Linked DNA regions of Homo sapiens: region 1 is linked to region 2. A link is a loop called in an ENCODE intact Hi-C map of the cell type or tissue named here. Cell type or tissue: ovary. All regions are shown on one strand.

The links. A loop is a pair of places that touch in the nucleus more often than their neighbours do. Peaks named below come from ENCODE experiments on the same cell type or tissue, not always from the same donor. Only the 100,000 strongest peaks of a DNase experiment are listed, where the experiment ranks them.
Region 1: a loop joins it to region 2, with 2.8 times the contacts of the local background. A loop is called at or near these places in 11 of 110 quality-filtered maps.

Annotation. Positions count from the first base shown.
Region 1 is chr11:72,661,497-72,669,496 of GRCh38, reverse strand. The region is part of intron 1 of PDE2A (phosphodiesterase 2A); the gene reads left to right. It overlaps PDE2A-AS1 (PDE2A antisense RNA 1), which reads right to left. Exons shown (of 3, transcript XR_001748293.2): 2 at 3,842-3,973. Among named protein-coding and RNA genes, the nearest start is that of PDE2A-AS1, 4.7 kb to the right of the region's middle. RefSeq lists enhancers at 817-876, 931-1,435, 4,848-5,510, 6,840-7,504. In ovary, no CTCF peak of the experiment used is centred here; no DNase peak of the experiment used is centred here.
Region 2 is chr11:72,467,954-72,475,953 of GRCh38, reverse strand. No RefSeq gene overlaps it. Among named protein-coding and RNA genes, the nearest start is that of CLPB, 37 kb to the right of the region's middle. In ovary, a CTCF peak has its summit at 4,499 (motif pointing left); a DNase peak (open chromatin) is centred at 4,443.

The sequences.
Region 1 (8,000 bases), 190 kb before region 2:
TATCTCCTATTGTTCAGCTGCTTGCTCCCTGGGAAAGGCCAGGTCCCCAGTGATGTGACCCACTTCTTGAAGTCCCTGAAGTCACCCTTCTCACTGCCCCCCCACCCCGAAAAACAGGAGGCAACTGGGGCTTGGTGCAGCAGAACAGATTTGAGTCAAATATCTGGGAGGACTTCCCAACAGTGTGGTTGCTGAGATGTGTGGACCCTGGATTTCTGGGCTTTCATTCTTTGGATGGTTGCCTTGGGCGCAGAGGAGGCTTTGAAGATAGAGCAGAGAAGGTGGCAGACAGGCTTATGCTCAAATTTCAGCATACTGAAAGATGTACTGTTACTCTGTAGCTGTGTGGTCCTGGGCAAGTTACTTAACTTCTCTGAACCTTGTGTGAATAGTGGGGTGGAGATAATTATCCTTTCTTGGCAGGATGATTCTGAAGAATCTGGAAGTGCAGAGCTTAGCCCCTGGCATGCGGCAGGTGCTCACAAAGGTTAGCTACTGTCATTATGAACCACCCACGATCAGCCACACTTTCAGAAAGATTTAGCGGGGCCTGGAGAGGGAGAGACCAGAGCTAGGAGCTCAGGGCTGTCATCGTGTGGGAGGGACCAGGAGGCCTGAAACAGAGCTGTGGTTGTGGCTACGGTGAGAAGCACAAAGCTCTGTGGGAGGGACCGAGGTTTCTCAGAGAAGTGTGGCCACCTCATTAAGTTGTTCTGACTGGTCTGAGACCAATCCCCAGATAATACAATGGAAGAAAGGGCTTGGTGAAGAAGGGGTTAAGTCTGTGGCCACACCCATGCAGTCTGTGAGCCATTCTGGGAGCTGTAGTCTGTTGTGAATTTGCAGTAAGCATAGTTTGTACTGCCTCTTTTGATCCAAATCCACACCCTGCTGCCAAGGCTGGCCGAGGGCCGGCCCTGGTGGGTGCTGGGCTGTGTGGAGCCCAAAGGTGAAGCAGCATCGACCTCTTCCCTCAGGGACCCCCTGGCTTGCTATGTGTTGGGGGGTGCAGGTAGGAGCAGGGATAGAAGTATTAAGCCATAATTACGACTTCTCACATGTTCACACAGAAGTTTACAGCTTCCTGAGCACTGTTTCCACACCTGTGATCTCATTTAATCCTCACCACAAACCCAAGAGACTGCTGTTTTCTGGATGAAGAAACAGAGGATCCAGGAGGGGAAATCGCTTGCCCACAGGTATTCAGCCAGTGGAGCCAGACCTGGGGCACAAATCTGTCTGCTTCCAGAGCTCCTGCTCTTTCCATACATTACTGTTCCAGATGGCAGACAGGCAAGATGTGGACAACTAAAGTTGGATGTGAGACATCTCGGCAGAGGAACAGCTGAGCAGAGAGCTGCTGATTCCAGGCTGAGAGTTTGGACTTTGTGTTGTGGCCCACCAGGATCCACCCAAGGGTTTTCTGATTAGAGCTGAGCTTTGAGAGAATTGGTCTTGCAGCTTAGGCTGAATGGATTGAACTGGAGAAACCAAAGTCAGACTGAGGCTTCTAAATCCCATCCTTGGTGCACCCAGCACTTTGCTGCTGTCCCTCCTCCATGCTTCTTCTCAGTTTCTTCCTTCTCCTCTCCTTCATCTTCTTCCCTCACCCTTTTTTTTTTTTTTTAATAGAGACAGTGTCTTGCTGGCTGGAGTACAGTGGTGCCATAATAGCTCACTGCAGCCTCAAATTCCTGGGCTGAAGCTATCCTCCTGCCTGGGCCTCCCAAAGTGCTGGGATTACAGGTGTGAGCCACTGCACCCAGCTCATCTTCCTCTTTCTCTCCTACTCCTCTCTGCCTCAGGCTGAGGAGTGATGACTTTTATACCATAGAGCTGTGCTGTAATATCACATGTCTCCAGAAGGGGGTGCTGTCACATACAGTCCATTCCAGCCTGAATCTTCGTTGTGTTTGAAGGGCCAGTAGAAGTGTTGGACAAGTGGCAGAGATGAAGGATGGAGAGAAGGATAGCCCATTGTTCTCCACCTCCATTGAGCCCAGGACATGAGGGCCCTGCTGAAATGGCACTGGGAGGAATGAAGGCTGAGGAGAGGTTGGACCCCAACCAGAAGGGACAGACATACTGAGTTAAGCCAGAGGAAATTTTCTCCTCATGGTTCTGGGACAGGCTAAGATTTGGAAATGCATCTAGAATGACATTGCAGTTGGGGTCTGGGTTTCTTTTGGGTCATGACTTGCTTGATACTGAGGTGCTGGGGATATTGCTTGTGTCTCAGTGTGTGTATGTGTACCTGAATGTGAGCTTCCAGTTGTGCATATGTGTATGCTGATCTGAGAGGGTGAGAATGTGTGGGTCAGTGTTCGTATAAAAGTGTGAACATACTCACATGTGTGAGCATGTGAGTGTCCTTTTTTTTAGTTTAGTTTTGAGACAGGGTCTCACACTCTCACCCAGACTGGAGTGCAGTGGCGTGATCTCGGCTCACCGCAACCTCCGCATCCCAGGCTCAAGCTATTCTCCTGCCTCAGCCTCCTGAGTAGCTGGGACTACAGGCATGCACCACCACACCTGCATAATTTTTGTATTTTTAGTAGAGATGGGGTTTCACCATGTTGGCCAGGCTGGTCTTGAACTCCTGACCTCAAATGATCCACCCACCTTGGCCTCCCAAAGTACTGGGATTACAGGCATGAGCCACTGCACCCGGCTGTGACTGTCCATCTTTATGTCTGATTTTGGTAAACAGTTATATGCATGTGACTGTGGCTTGTGTGTGTGTACATGTATGTAGAGTGCCATATACATATGTTCTAGTGAAACCGTATGTGTGTTCCCTGTGTATACAGATGCCTGTGTCTCAATGTGAGCACAGGGATGAGGGGATATGTGTGTGTGAAGGCCCAGACACCTGCTGTGCTAACCTTTAAGGCCGCGCCTAATGTCTGGCTATTCAATACTTTTTCTCCTGGGTCGCGCTTTCCTGTAGGTAGAGACCCTTGAAGGGCTGGGCTTCCTTCAGGGGACTCTGGGCCAGAGTCAGGCTTTGTGTTCAGTCTCAGGTTGGGCCAGCCAGGGTCCTAGTCTATCGGATTGGGCAGCTAGACATGGCTGGGAAGTGTCTAGGTTCCATTCTCCCCAGGAACTCTTAATGGTCACACTTAAAGAGTTTCAGGGACTCCCAGCACGGTCCTCTTGTACTGATGCAACTACTGAAGTTCAGAGAGGTGCAGTGATTAACCCAAGGTCACCCAGCAGGACCCAGGATGAGATGATAGGGCTTGCAGCAGAGAGGGGAGTGTCTGACCTGGAAGGCTGCCCTCCCTCCAGCCCCTAGAGCAGGTGGGGAGCTCAGAGGAGAGCCAAGTCTGTGGTGTGAAGCCACCTCCTGCACCTGGCTATTTCCATGCCTCCTGGGCCTCAGAGGCTGCCTTTGAAGTTTTTACCAGAGCTTCTGCATGCTGTGAGATTCCTCCTGGGGACGTGTGAAGTCGACTGTTCCATGGAGCATGGAGACTCGATGGAGAGGAGCCCAGTGGTGAAGTGAGGCCAGAGGAGGGGCTTCCTCTGGAAGCCTCAATTTCTTCTTTGCAGTAGTTGCTTTTTTTTTCGTGTTTTTTTTTTGTTGTTGTTTTTTAGGTTTTCACCGTTCTAACATTCAAGGCTTTCTCTGTTATCTCTCTTTGAGCTCTTAGTACTGAGACAGTGCTGGGGTTTGGGGCAGTCCTGGAGGCCTATCTGGGCTCAAAGTGAGGGTGGCAGGGCAGTCCCTTAGGGAAAGGGCTGCGTGGGAGACAGGGATGAGCTTCCTGCCCATAGTGGGGAGGCATGAGCAGGGGCTGGACAGCCTGGTTAGCAAGGCTGTATACAAGGTACCTACCCTAGTGAGGAAGTTGGTTGCAGATTATCTTGAGTCCCTTCAAGCTGTAGCTGCCATGGGGGGCCAGAGAAGAACGTGCCTCAGCTCTCTTGGGCCTGGGGAGGATTGAGTCCACAGAGTGCTCCTGGTGTCCTGGGCAGTGGAAGGTGCAAGGTTAGACTGTGCACCTGGAAGCAGAGAGATCCCATTCCCTGGAGAACTGAAGGGAAATTTGTCTTCCTGGAGGTTTGGGGCTGGAGGCAGGGGCTGGATGGGAGGACACTCTGGGGTGGAGTGGGGGTGGGATGGGGAGGACTGGGCAAGTCCGAGGCGGCTCTGCTGTTCAGCACCCGCAGGAAGGAGCAGGGAGGCATATCCTGAATCATGCAGGGCTCTAGGGTGGGAGGCCCATGGTTGTGGGGCTCAAACATGGGCTCTGGTTGGGGCAGAGGAGAGGCTTCCTGGGGTTGGGGTCTGGGCAGGAATTGGGGTAGAAAAGGAGAGAAGCAGCAATTGGGTACCACCTCCTTCCCAGGTCAGGTAATTCGGAGTTGTCTTAAAACTCTCAGTGGGCCAGGCATAGTGGCTCGCGCCTGTAACCCAAGCACTTTGGGAGGCTGAGGTGGGTGGATCACCTGAGGTTGGGAGTTCAAGACCAGCCTGGCCAACCTGGAGAAACTCTGTCTTTACTAAAAATACAGAATTAGCTGGGCGTGGTGGTGGATGCCTGTAATCCCAGCTACTCGGGGGGCTGAGGCAGGAGAATTGCTTGAACCCAGGAGGCGGAGGTTGCAGTGAGCCTAGATTGTGCCATTGCATTCCAGCCTAGGCAACAAGAGCAAAACTCTGCCTCAAACAAAGAAACAAACAAAACCTCTCAGTGAGGGGGGATCTGGGGTCCAGATGGAGAGAACTAATGTTTACAGAGTGACCTTTAAGTTTTAAAAATGATTATTTAAGGAGGCGATTAAACAAATCGCCTCCTTAAATAATCCTTCCAGGGAGGCCGGGCACGGTGGCTCACACCTGTAATCCCAGTACTTTGGGAGGCTGAGGTGGGCGGATCACGAGGTCAGGAGATCGAGACCATCCTGGCTAACACGGTGAAACCCCGTCTCTACTAAAAATACAAAAAATTAACCGGGCGTGGTGGGGGGCGCCTGTAGTCCCAGCTACTCGGGAGGCTGAGGCAGGATAATGGCATGAACTCAGGAGGCGGAGCTTGCAGTGAGCCGAGATTGTGCCACTGCACTCCAGCCTGAGGGACAGAGCAAGACTCCGTCTCAAAAAAAAAAAAAAAAAAAAAAAAAAATCCTTCAAGGGGCTAGCCCTATTTTGTAGAGGGGAAACAGATGACAAACTTAAATGGTTTAACTGAAGACAGTTAGTGAAGCAAGTATTATGGAGATGGGGAAGGCTTAAGGGAACCAGCAGGACATGTCAAGTTACTCAGGACTGGCATCCAAGGGGCCAGGGGCGTTGGCAGAGGGGGGCCGAGGAGAGTGCCCCAGCTCCATGAGCCAGAGCCCTGGAGATGGGGCTGCCCTGCAGGAGCTGTGGCTGCAGCCACTGCTTGTCAAAGGAGGCAGGTGGGTGAGGGGGTGAATACCCACCATGAGCCTGCATGCTTCTCACCCTTTGCTCTCCTGCCAGTACCCTGACCCTCACTGGCAGAATTTCTCTGGATGCCAGGGGGCAAGGGAGCCCTGGATGAAGCTGCCACTTAGAAGTCGGCCTCTGGGGCACACAACCCAGCAGCAAAAGTTAGAGATTGGATGTGGAGGGACAAAGAGATGATGGGAAACCGAAGAACAGAGAGGGCATGGACTTGCCCAAGGTCACACAGCCTGTTGATATCAGAATTGGAGTCAGAAGCCAGGCTCTGCCTCTGAACACTCACTTTTTTGTTTGTTTGGTTTTCTTTTTTTTCTTTCTTTTTTTTTTTTTTTTGAGACAGTCTTGCTCTGTCGCCCAGGCTGGAGTGCAGTGGTGCGATCTTGTCTCACTGCAACCTCCACCTCCTGGGTTCAAGTGATTGTCCTGCCTCAGCCTCCCAAGTAGCTGGGATCACAGGCACCTGCCAGCATGCCTGGCTAATTTTTGTACTTTTGGTAGAGACGGGGTTTCACCATATTGGCCAGGCTGGTCTCGAACTCCTGCCCTCAGGTGATCTGCCCGCCTTGACCTCCCAAAGTGCTGGGATTACAGGCGTGAACCACTGCACCTGGCCTGAACACTCACTTTGTCACATTCACTGAGGTCTCCTGAGTGGACTCATATGCGCATTATCTACTCTCTGGCTGAGAGCTGCTTCCTGCCGTGATCACCGCGCTCTGTATCTGGGCAGCACAGGGGCTGCTGAAGAATGTCATTCTCAGAACGCAGTGTGCCCTGGAGCCCCCCAAGCCACCTGTTCATTCATCCCAACTGGCCTTGAGGGTGCCCTGGTGTGCCCTGCCTGTGCTTGTCACCCTGGCCATGGAGATGGACCCAAAAGCCCTTGCTCTCCGCTTCATTAGAGACAGGCACACCCAGACGCAGGCAATCAATTTTGTCGGGTGAGTGCTGGGACCGCTGATGAGGACCCTTCCTGAGGAGGCGATGCTGGGTCTTAGCCTTAAAGAACAACTGAGAGTTTTCCAGGTGGAGGAGAAAAGGAAGGGTATTCCAGGCAAAAATCCCCGTAAGAGCAAAGGTGTGAGCAGCAAGAAATCAAGGGTGGCAGGTTCATGGCTCCTGGGCTGGAGGAAGGGCCTGGCGGTGGAGAGGAAGGGAGTGAAGGCCCAGCTCACAAAGGGAAGCAGAGGAAAGTTTAAGCAGGGTCAGGCCATGGTTAGCTTTGGGGTTAGGAAGCTCCAAATGATGGGTGAAGTAGGGGGGCTAGACCCAGGTGAGAGGCAGTATTGCGGTTGGCCAAGGACATGTGAGTTGCATAAATGGGCCAGAGGAGGGGTGACAGCCGCTACTTCCCGGCTCACCTGCCTGAGCTAAGGCCCTAGTTCCTCAGTGTCTGCCCACCAATGCAGGTGTGTGGCAGCTCTAGACCCTCCTCTAGGGACATCCCTCCCTGCCTCATGCTGCCTGTGGCTTTCACTCTCTGGAGCACTCATCCATGGCACCCATAAGCCACCCCCTCAGACAATGGCCCCTAAAGCAAAACTGTGTCACCGTTGCATATCTCTTGATAACACTCTGACCCCTCCACTGCCAAATCTGATAAAAGAACTCCCTTTGAAGACCTTCCTCCTGGAGTCGGATCTCAGTCCTTCTTGCTGTCCAGAGCCTGGGCCTTGGGCCTCCCTGGGAGGCGAGTCAGTGAGGGCAGCCCCCTTATGGTGCTGGGAGTTGAGGGACCTTGGCCCAGCCAACTCATCCCTGTTGTGTCAGCCTCTCTGGGCCTGGGCAGCCAACTCATTTTCAGTGCTAATTAGCATCTCCCCTGCAGCTTTCTGCCCCACTCTAAGTGCTTGACAATCATTAGGTGTTACTGTGTGCAACTGGATCCCAGCTCCGGCACCTCCCTGCCCCAGCTTCTCCTCCAGACCCCAGCTGCCTGAGATAAGGGACCTGGCCACAAACATACAACACACCGAAACCCGGACACAATCTAGGCATAGGGACTTGAACACCAACATAAATATACAAAGAGGAAAAACCCAATAACACAGAAGAACTCCCCATACCAGGAAGCAGACCATAGCACAGACAGAGACCCACAGTACACACACAACACAGACACCAACAGATGCTGAAAAGCAGACACAGGATCATTCCAAAAAGTGACCCAGAAACGAAAACAGAACAAATGGGAACATCAATGCACATGACACAGGTATACACATCTAGATATGCAACACAGGTACGATTCAGCACATGTGTGGCGCATCGCAGGGAAGCACTTGCACTTGAAGTATACACAGATGCCAAGATAGTCAGAGGGAGCCGCCTGTGGTTCCCCACCTGTGCAGCGTCTCTCGCCTCTGGGCTGCCGCACATGCTGTTGCCCGGAATTCCCTTCCCCAAGGCCCTCCTCTTTTTACCTGGCTAATTCCTGTCATTCTTCAGATCTTCTAGGAAGACTTCTGCCTCCTTGATAGGGGCCTTTCCATACTCCCCAGCCTTGGAGTGCTTCCTGCCACATGGCATCACTGACTGTTTTCCAATGAGTTTCTGTCAAGTT
Region 2 (8,000 bases):
AATGACATGGTTCTGGTAGAAGCATTAGGAACAAGGAAAAAAACTCTGGAAACATATCTATTCCCATGAGAGCACTTTCTGTCCTCAATGAAGGAAGGGTTCCTATTAAATCAGTTACCACCAGAGATTCCTGGCTAGTTTCTCTGGGGAATGGTGCCATACTGGGGACTCATCCTTGGCTTCTGCAGTTGGCAGCTGGGCACTCACTAGTGGTGGTAGCCAAATAAGCTTTGGTGAGAGGATATAGATGTTGTTAAGCTTGTGTGCAGCTTCCATCTCTTCCATCTTGACACTTTGTACCTGGTCCATTGAGCAACAACTGGAGGGGCTGGGGAAGGAGGCCAACTGACATCTGCACATCCAGTCATCTTGTCCACCTGATCACTGAGTGACTCATCTGCAGTGGATGACCTCTGTTGGGTATTTTTGTGGGACATGATTGCCTTCATACTCTATGCCCATTCCAAGAGGCCCATCTACGTATCTCTTCTCCAGGTCATCCATGTCATGAAGCCACAGAGGCCATAGGAGTGGGTGAAGGAGAGACACTAAACAATGGTGAATCATGCAGCCAATGGAAGGGGTTCAGTCAATGACTAAGTATGTCTATTTTAACTATATATGCAGGAACAAGGGAAATAACTAGATTCATTGGACCCACTGTCCAGTGATGGACTGAGGCCAAGAATCCATGTATCACATGACCTCCATAAGCCCTTGTTCCGACCAGAAGACCAGGTTGGCATTTTGTACCACCAATGATTAGTACACACTCAGAACCAGTGTATAATAGCTTCCAAAGGGTTTGGGTATTTTCTCTCCCAATGCACAGTCATTTTAGTAAGTGGCTGCAGGCCTTTCCAGGGGAGGCTTGGAGGAAAGTTTGTTTGTAATATATACTTACTGCCACATTGCAAGATCTTTCCTTAAAGGGACTGAGCCTTTCTCTCAATCAATGAGCAATAGGCCTGCGAACTGTCTTAGGTTTAATAATTGGGTATGAGGCAGTAAATTCCCACTGTGGTGACTTGAATCAGGTTTCTATTTTTCAATAATATAGATAAAGCCACATCTTGGTAGACTGTCTATCTGTTCATTTCTAAGAACCCTACCATCAATTAGTTGCTACTACTGATCTTCGAAGGTCAAAGCATTCTAATAGCCTTTCTGTCCCTGCAACCTATTACCAGTTCTCAGGTAGCATCTCCCACTATCACATTTGGCAATGCTTTTTGGGGTGCCCATCAGGTCCACATATCTCAGCACCACAGTAAATGGAGCATCCTCTGAACCTTCCAGGGTCATGGATGAGGGTGGCTGGGAAAATTGCACATTTAGGTCCATTCCAAGATTCCCATCTTCCTGAGATTTTGGATCTTTGACACCTTAGCCTCATTGACTCTAGACCACCACTGAATCCAGGCTTCAGTAAACTAGTCAAGCAAGTTGTTAAAGCCACTTGTGAGCACTCAATTAATTACTACAGCCTGAATCCATGTAAGTACACTCCTGCTGATAATTTCATGACTATCAAACTTACATTTCATCCTCTTTGGTCCAATGCACTTAAAATTCATTTTCACATATGCTTTCCAGCTTTTCCAGCTCTAATGCTATCTCTACTCATTCTGACCACTAACTATGAAAAGAAAGAAATCAAACTTGGAACTTTCAAAATAACACAGAGTAAATTTTTAAAAATACATCTAAACTCTTGATGGACGGGACACTTTGGGCTCACACTGATCACTGTGTGTAGAATATCCTCCCATTTCTCTCTGATTATCAAACCTTTCATGGTTACATTAAGGAACTCTCTTTTCCCCCTAAACCTGGAAATAAGAGCTCCCTAGAGCAGTTAATGCTTTAAAACGGCACATAATGGGGGCCGGGCGCAGTGGCTCACGCCTGTAATCCCAGCACTTTGGGAGACCAAGGCAGGCAGATCACAAGGTCAGGAGTTTGAGACCAGCCTAGCCAATATGGTGAAACCCCATCTCTACTAAAAATACAAAAATTAGCTGGGCATGGTGGCGGGCACCTGTAGTCGCAGCTACTCGGAAGGCTGAGGCAGGAGAATCACTTAAACCTGGGAGGCGGAGGTTGCAGAGAGCCGAGATTGCGTCACTGACTCCAGCCTTGGCGACAGAGCGAGACTGTGTCTCAAAAACTACAACAACAACAAAAACAAAACAAAACAAAACAAAAAGGCAGCACATAATGAATCAGAGCAGGAACATTAAAAAAGTCACTTTAAGGAAAAGTGGAGACCCAGGCTGGCAGGACTTGATTTTATTTACATCAGTGGTTCTTAATTCTGTTTGGATAACAAATCACACTGAGAGTCTGATAAAATCTATAAATTTTCCCCAGAGAAAATATGCATAGACACGAAATTTGCATTTAGTTTCCAAGTGCTCAAGAATCCTAGTTATACAGACTGGGCATGCCTGTAGTTCCAGCACTTTGGGAGGCCAAGGCAGGAGATAAGGCAGGAGGATCACTTGAGCCCAGGAGTTCAAGACCAGCCTGGGCAACATAGCAAGACCCTGTTGCTACAAAAAATAAAAATTTAGCCAGGCTTGATGGCAAGCCTGGAGTCCTAGCTACTCAGGAGGTTGAGGCAGGAGGATCATAAAAGTCCAGGAATTTGAGATGTAGTGAGCTAGGATCAAGCCACTGCACTCCAGCCTGGTATCAGAATGAGACCCTGTTCCTAAAAAAAGAAAGAATCTCTAGTTATCCAGTTCATAAACCCATAGTTAAGAACCCCATGCCTGTGTGGACTAGTTCAATGTATTAAAAGTATTTAAGAGTCACAAAGACACACACTATCAGTGTCCATCCAATATTATCCATGGTGATGAGGACTCTGCACCAAGAAATCCATAAAATGTTCTGTCCCGGGAATAAGATGGGAGTGTCACCTTCATTTGGCCTGAAACCATTAACCATTCAACTCATCAAATTCCCTTTGTTTTGAATTCATGCATGCCACATAAACTTCTGATTACAATCTGGCTCCTTGGGTAGCTGCCTGCAGGGCAAAAGTGCTCTGATAGGAGAATATGAGCACCCAGACCCCTCTGTAGAAAGAGTTCCAGTATGAATTATCAAACTGGCATTCTGGGTTTTTTTTAATACCACATTTTCTGTGAGATTGATTGATGACAGTCCACATGTTAAAGGTGATTCTAGGTTTCTGAAGTTGTGTGGCAGAGGAAAATGCTTAGACAGAAGATTTGATCTGTGTTTCTAAGCCTTCAAAGCAAAGAGAATATAATGTATTTGCCAAATTTCTAATTTAAACCACTCAAAAGTATTTTCTTAGGACAAAGAGTCTGCCAGAGTCACTGACATTATTAATTTTATTCTGGGTCTAAATGAGAAGAACCATGTACAGAATTTCAGACTCTTCTGCAAAACAAAGGCTTTAAGTTATTTATATACATTTAGGAGTTACCAATACCAGTTACAGTCATGCAGTTTCCCTTGACAACCAATTATTATGCAGTGCTGTGGGATTCAAGGTTTCCTACCATAAGAAATAATCTTAAAATTTTGAAAACCCAGTGTGCTTAAGGATACTTTTCAGATTACTTTACAAAGTTGGTTTTTTTAAGGATATAAAATGTTGAACAGGATGGCTGCAAATAAAAATCCTTTATGTGGACTATAGTCTTGTGATTATTTTCACCTTCATATTTCTCTAACGAGATCTTGGGAATGGTTTCATAGCTCTGAATTTCATCTCAGTCTTACACCTTAATCACACTTTTCTCTCTAGAATTTCTTTTTACTGGCAACTGACAGATAAGAAGGTTACAGTGTTTATCTTCAGCTAAGTTTTTTTTTGTTGTTGTTGTTGTTTTTTTGAGACAGAGTCTGGCTTTGTCACCGAGGCTGGAATGCAGAGGCGTGATCTCAGCTCACTGCAACCTCCACTTCCTGGGTTCAAGCGATTCTGGTGCCTCAGCCTCCCGAGTAGCTGGGATTACAGGCACGCCTGGCTAATTTTTGTATTTTTAGTAGAGACGGGGTTTCACCATGATGGCCAGGCTGGTCTTAAACTCCTGACCTCAAGGGATCCCCCTGTCTCAGCCTCCAAAAGTGCTGAGATTACAGATGTGAGCCACCGTGCCTGGCCCAGCTGAGATTTTATTAGCCAGAACTCAATGGGCAATGCAAGGCTTGTAGAAACCTAGGAATTAATAAATCAAATATGAAAATAATAAATTGAAAGAAAAATATATCACTCATATGTCATCCGGCACATGAACTGTCTCCTCAATCAAGTCTGACCTCTCAGTGTGGTCTCTAAGGCCTTCCACAAATTGCCCCTTATCATGTATCCAGCTTCCCCTCAATCCCAGCTCATCTCTGTTTCAGCCGGGCAAACCATGTCTTTGTGTGGGTTCCCTCAGAAGCCGAGCACGAGTTGGAAGCGCAGGCAGTTTTGAAGCGAGGTGCAGGAGCCCCCTGCAGGAGAGATAGAGAAATGATTGAGGGAAGCCAGTGAAAGGAGCAACAAGCTGACTGCCACAGAGTGCAACTAGAGCTTAACGCCACGGAAAATTCTGATTAAAAGTATAAAACACACCCCCTCAGAATCATCTCACTAGGGATACAAGGGAACTGGGGTACTTTATACCAACTCTCGTCAGTTGAGGGCTGCTTGCTGGCGGGAGTGTTTGTTCCCCAGCACTTCCAGCCTAGAGAGTCTGGGTGGGTAAGACAGCTTTCCATGGTTCTGGAAACAGTCCTCAGGTACAGAGATGCAACAAATACAGAGATGGCAGTGTCTGAGGGGAAAACAGGCAGACATTGAGAGTCTCTATGACATCTGGCCCCTTCCCTAAATAAGTCTGTGCATTTCCAGTTTTTCTCTTCGGAAAACTATACTTTTCTTCCTTCAGAGTTGTCTCAAAATCCTTCTCTCTCAAGCAGGCTTCTCTGAGTAACCCTAACCCATTCTGAGAGCAGGTGCGAAGTGTATGTGCCTTGAATGAATGAGGAATGCTCCTTCTATGTGGACAAGTTAGACACAAGTGCCCTCCTTTGAGCAGACGCGGCCCCTGGGGACCACAGCCTAACAAGCGGACAACATCTTTGTGAGAAGAAAATAGCACTCCTTCTGAAGCAGCTCCTGCTGGTGCACACAGCATGAGGAGTGACGGAGGGACTGGGCTTCAGTCCACTTGCACCTCCTCAGCCAGGCATCTTTACGCAGTGCAAGAACTAGACAACAGTACCAAGGAAGCCCTGCTTACTCTGATCATTCATTTTCTCCACAGCTGTCCAGAACTTACACACACTTAAACGTAGTGGAGCATTCCAGCAGAGCTCCATCAGATCAGATACTGAATGTGTAAATCTGGCAGCAGCTGCCTAAACATCTATTTGTGTTCGTTAATGTGTGTTGTGACTAAAGGAGAGGGGAAATTAGGTGGTCCAGAACCAACTGGGCGAAGACACAGGAAAACAGGAAATTGAAAATGATATCTTGCCTATGTTCCAGCTGTCCCTAGATACTTTTTCCTGGGGGACTATGAAATATTCTCCACCTAATTCCCAAGATCATGGAACAGGATCTCTGTCTAAACCTGACATGCCCAATAGCCATTGTATTTCATCTTCAAAATGATATAGGAGAAAGAGGTGACAAATGGGAAGGAAGTATGCTACCCACAGTTCAGATCCTGTGGGGAAATCTACAAGGAGTAGCAGTCCTGAATGGGTTCTCTCATGTGCTGTTTTCCAAGTTAATTTCAGTTCACCACGTGCAATGCTGAAGTTCAGTAGTCTTTTTTTCTTTGAATATTTAAAATTACATTTATGACATTATAAAAATTAATTAGAATTTCACTTAAAATTGCTTCATGCTATCACTGAAACTATTTTAGTGTCGGTGTGGTCTTTCTTTGGATTATCCTCATTCATTAATATGCATGTGTAGTTTTTACATAGTCATTATTTTAATAATCACATAATTTCTCAGCACCTATTATTCAAAACTGCTTCTTGCTTTTCACTCTCAAAAGTAATTTTCTATAAACATATTATGTATGTGTATTTATAACAAATTGGGAAGTTAGTCGTCACTGGCCATCTTCTACGTTTCACACCTGGAAAGTCAAAACTTCCTGGTGTCTAGCTTTTGCAGTCCTTCCCCATAGCCAAGTTTATGCCACTGGCCTTTGTGGCTCTACCCCAGGCTGGGGGGTGATTCCTGACCTGGAGTGTGAGGTAGTCAGCACGTCTAGCTCAATACTCAATGGCACTGTAGTCACTGCTCTGGTACCTTTGATACCTGGCTAGACACCAGGCTGGGCTAAGGGAACTACAAAGATGGGCCAGACAGGTTCCTGTTCTCAAGTATTTCCTCACCTTGAACTTTCTGGGTGCTCTTTTTCATACCCATACCCGTCATGCTAACTCAATAAAACAGAATCATTCGAAGTAGAACAGAATGTTCTATCAGAGCCTAAATGGACAAGGGAAATACAGAACCATGGCCTTCCACTATGAATTACCCCTCACAAGGGGCATCGGTTTGAAGGACTTGATTTCACAGTTTTCATTTCCAACAAAAATCTGACTAAAGGAAAAAGGAGGTGATTAACACAGTCAGGGGAACTTGAATGGGATGGGAGAGAGAGGTGGGAAAATAGAATATTCCTGCTCATCAACTGTCCTGAGGAACCGGGTTTCACCATTTTGACAAGGGACCATGTGGGACCAGGCAGCCAGCAGAGCTGCCCCAGGGGCCAGGGGACAATGATATGATATGGTTAAATTTTAGAATTTCCTAAGGGATGTTACTTCCCTGCTTGGAATATTTGGTTATCCACTCCCACACCCCCTCCTAATTGCCACCACTTCCCCAGTCCTCAGCCCTTCCTTCACCTTCCCCTAAATTCTCATTTTCAGGAAGGACTCAGGTTAATTTAGATTCCAGTCTCTTATTCTTATTTATTCACCCCACAAATTCTCCGATTTCCTGATTGGGAGCTCTGACCTTTTTTTTTTTTTTTTTTCGAGACGGCGTTTCGCTTTGTCGCCAGGCTGGAGTGCAGTGGCGTGATCTCGGCTCACTGCAACCTCCGCCTCCTGGGTTCACGCCATTCTCCTGCCTCAGCCTCCCAAGTAGCTGGGACTACAGGCACCTGCCACCATGCCCGGCTAATTTTTTTTGTATTTTTAGTAGAGACGGGGTTTCACCGTGTTAGCCAGGATGGTCTCAATCTCTTGACCTCGTGATCTGCCTGCCTCAGCCTCCCAAAGTGCTGGGATTACAGGCATGAGACACCGTGCCCGGCCTTTTTTTTTTTTTAAGACGAGGTCTCACTCTGTCACCCAGACTGGAGTACAATGGAGTGATCTCAGCTCACTGCAACCCCTGCCTCCCAGGCTCAAGTGATTCTGCTGCCTCACCCTCCTGAGTAGCCGGGATTACAGGCGCATGCCACTACCGCCCAGCTAATTTTTCTATTTTTAGTAGAGACGAGGTTTCACTGTATTGGCCAGGCTGATCTCGAACTGCTGACCTTGTGATCCACCCACCTCGGCCTCCCAAAGTGCTGGATTTCAGGCGTGAGCCATCAGGCCCGGCTACTCACTTGTTTTATTGGAGTTTATCTTCAAGTAACTTCCTCCTAGTGGCTATGCTGGAGGTAAAAATTCTGATTCCTTGTTTGTCTAAAAATATCTTTAGTCTGCCTTCACACTTGACAGAAAATTTGGCAGAACATAAAATTAAAATAGAAAACCTTTCCCCTCAGATCTTAAAGTCATTATTCCATTGTCTCTAGCACCTAGGACTACAGACTAGCAGTTCCAAGTGAGTCTAATTCCCAAGTTTAATTTGAAAGTCACCTTTTTCTTTTCCATCTTTGAAATTTTTTAGAATCTCCTCTTTTTTCATGGAGTTCTGAAATTTCACAATGATTTATCAAGATGAGAGTCTCTTTTACTCATGTGCTTGGAACTTGACGGAACCT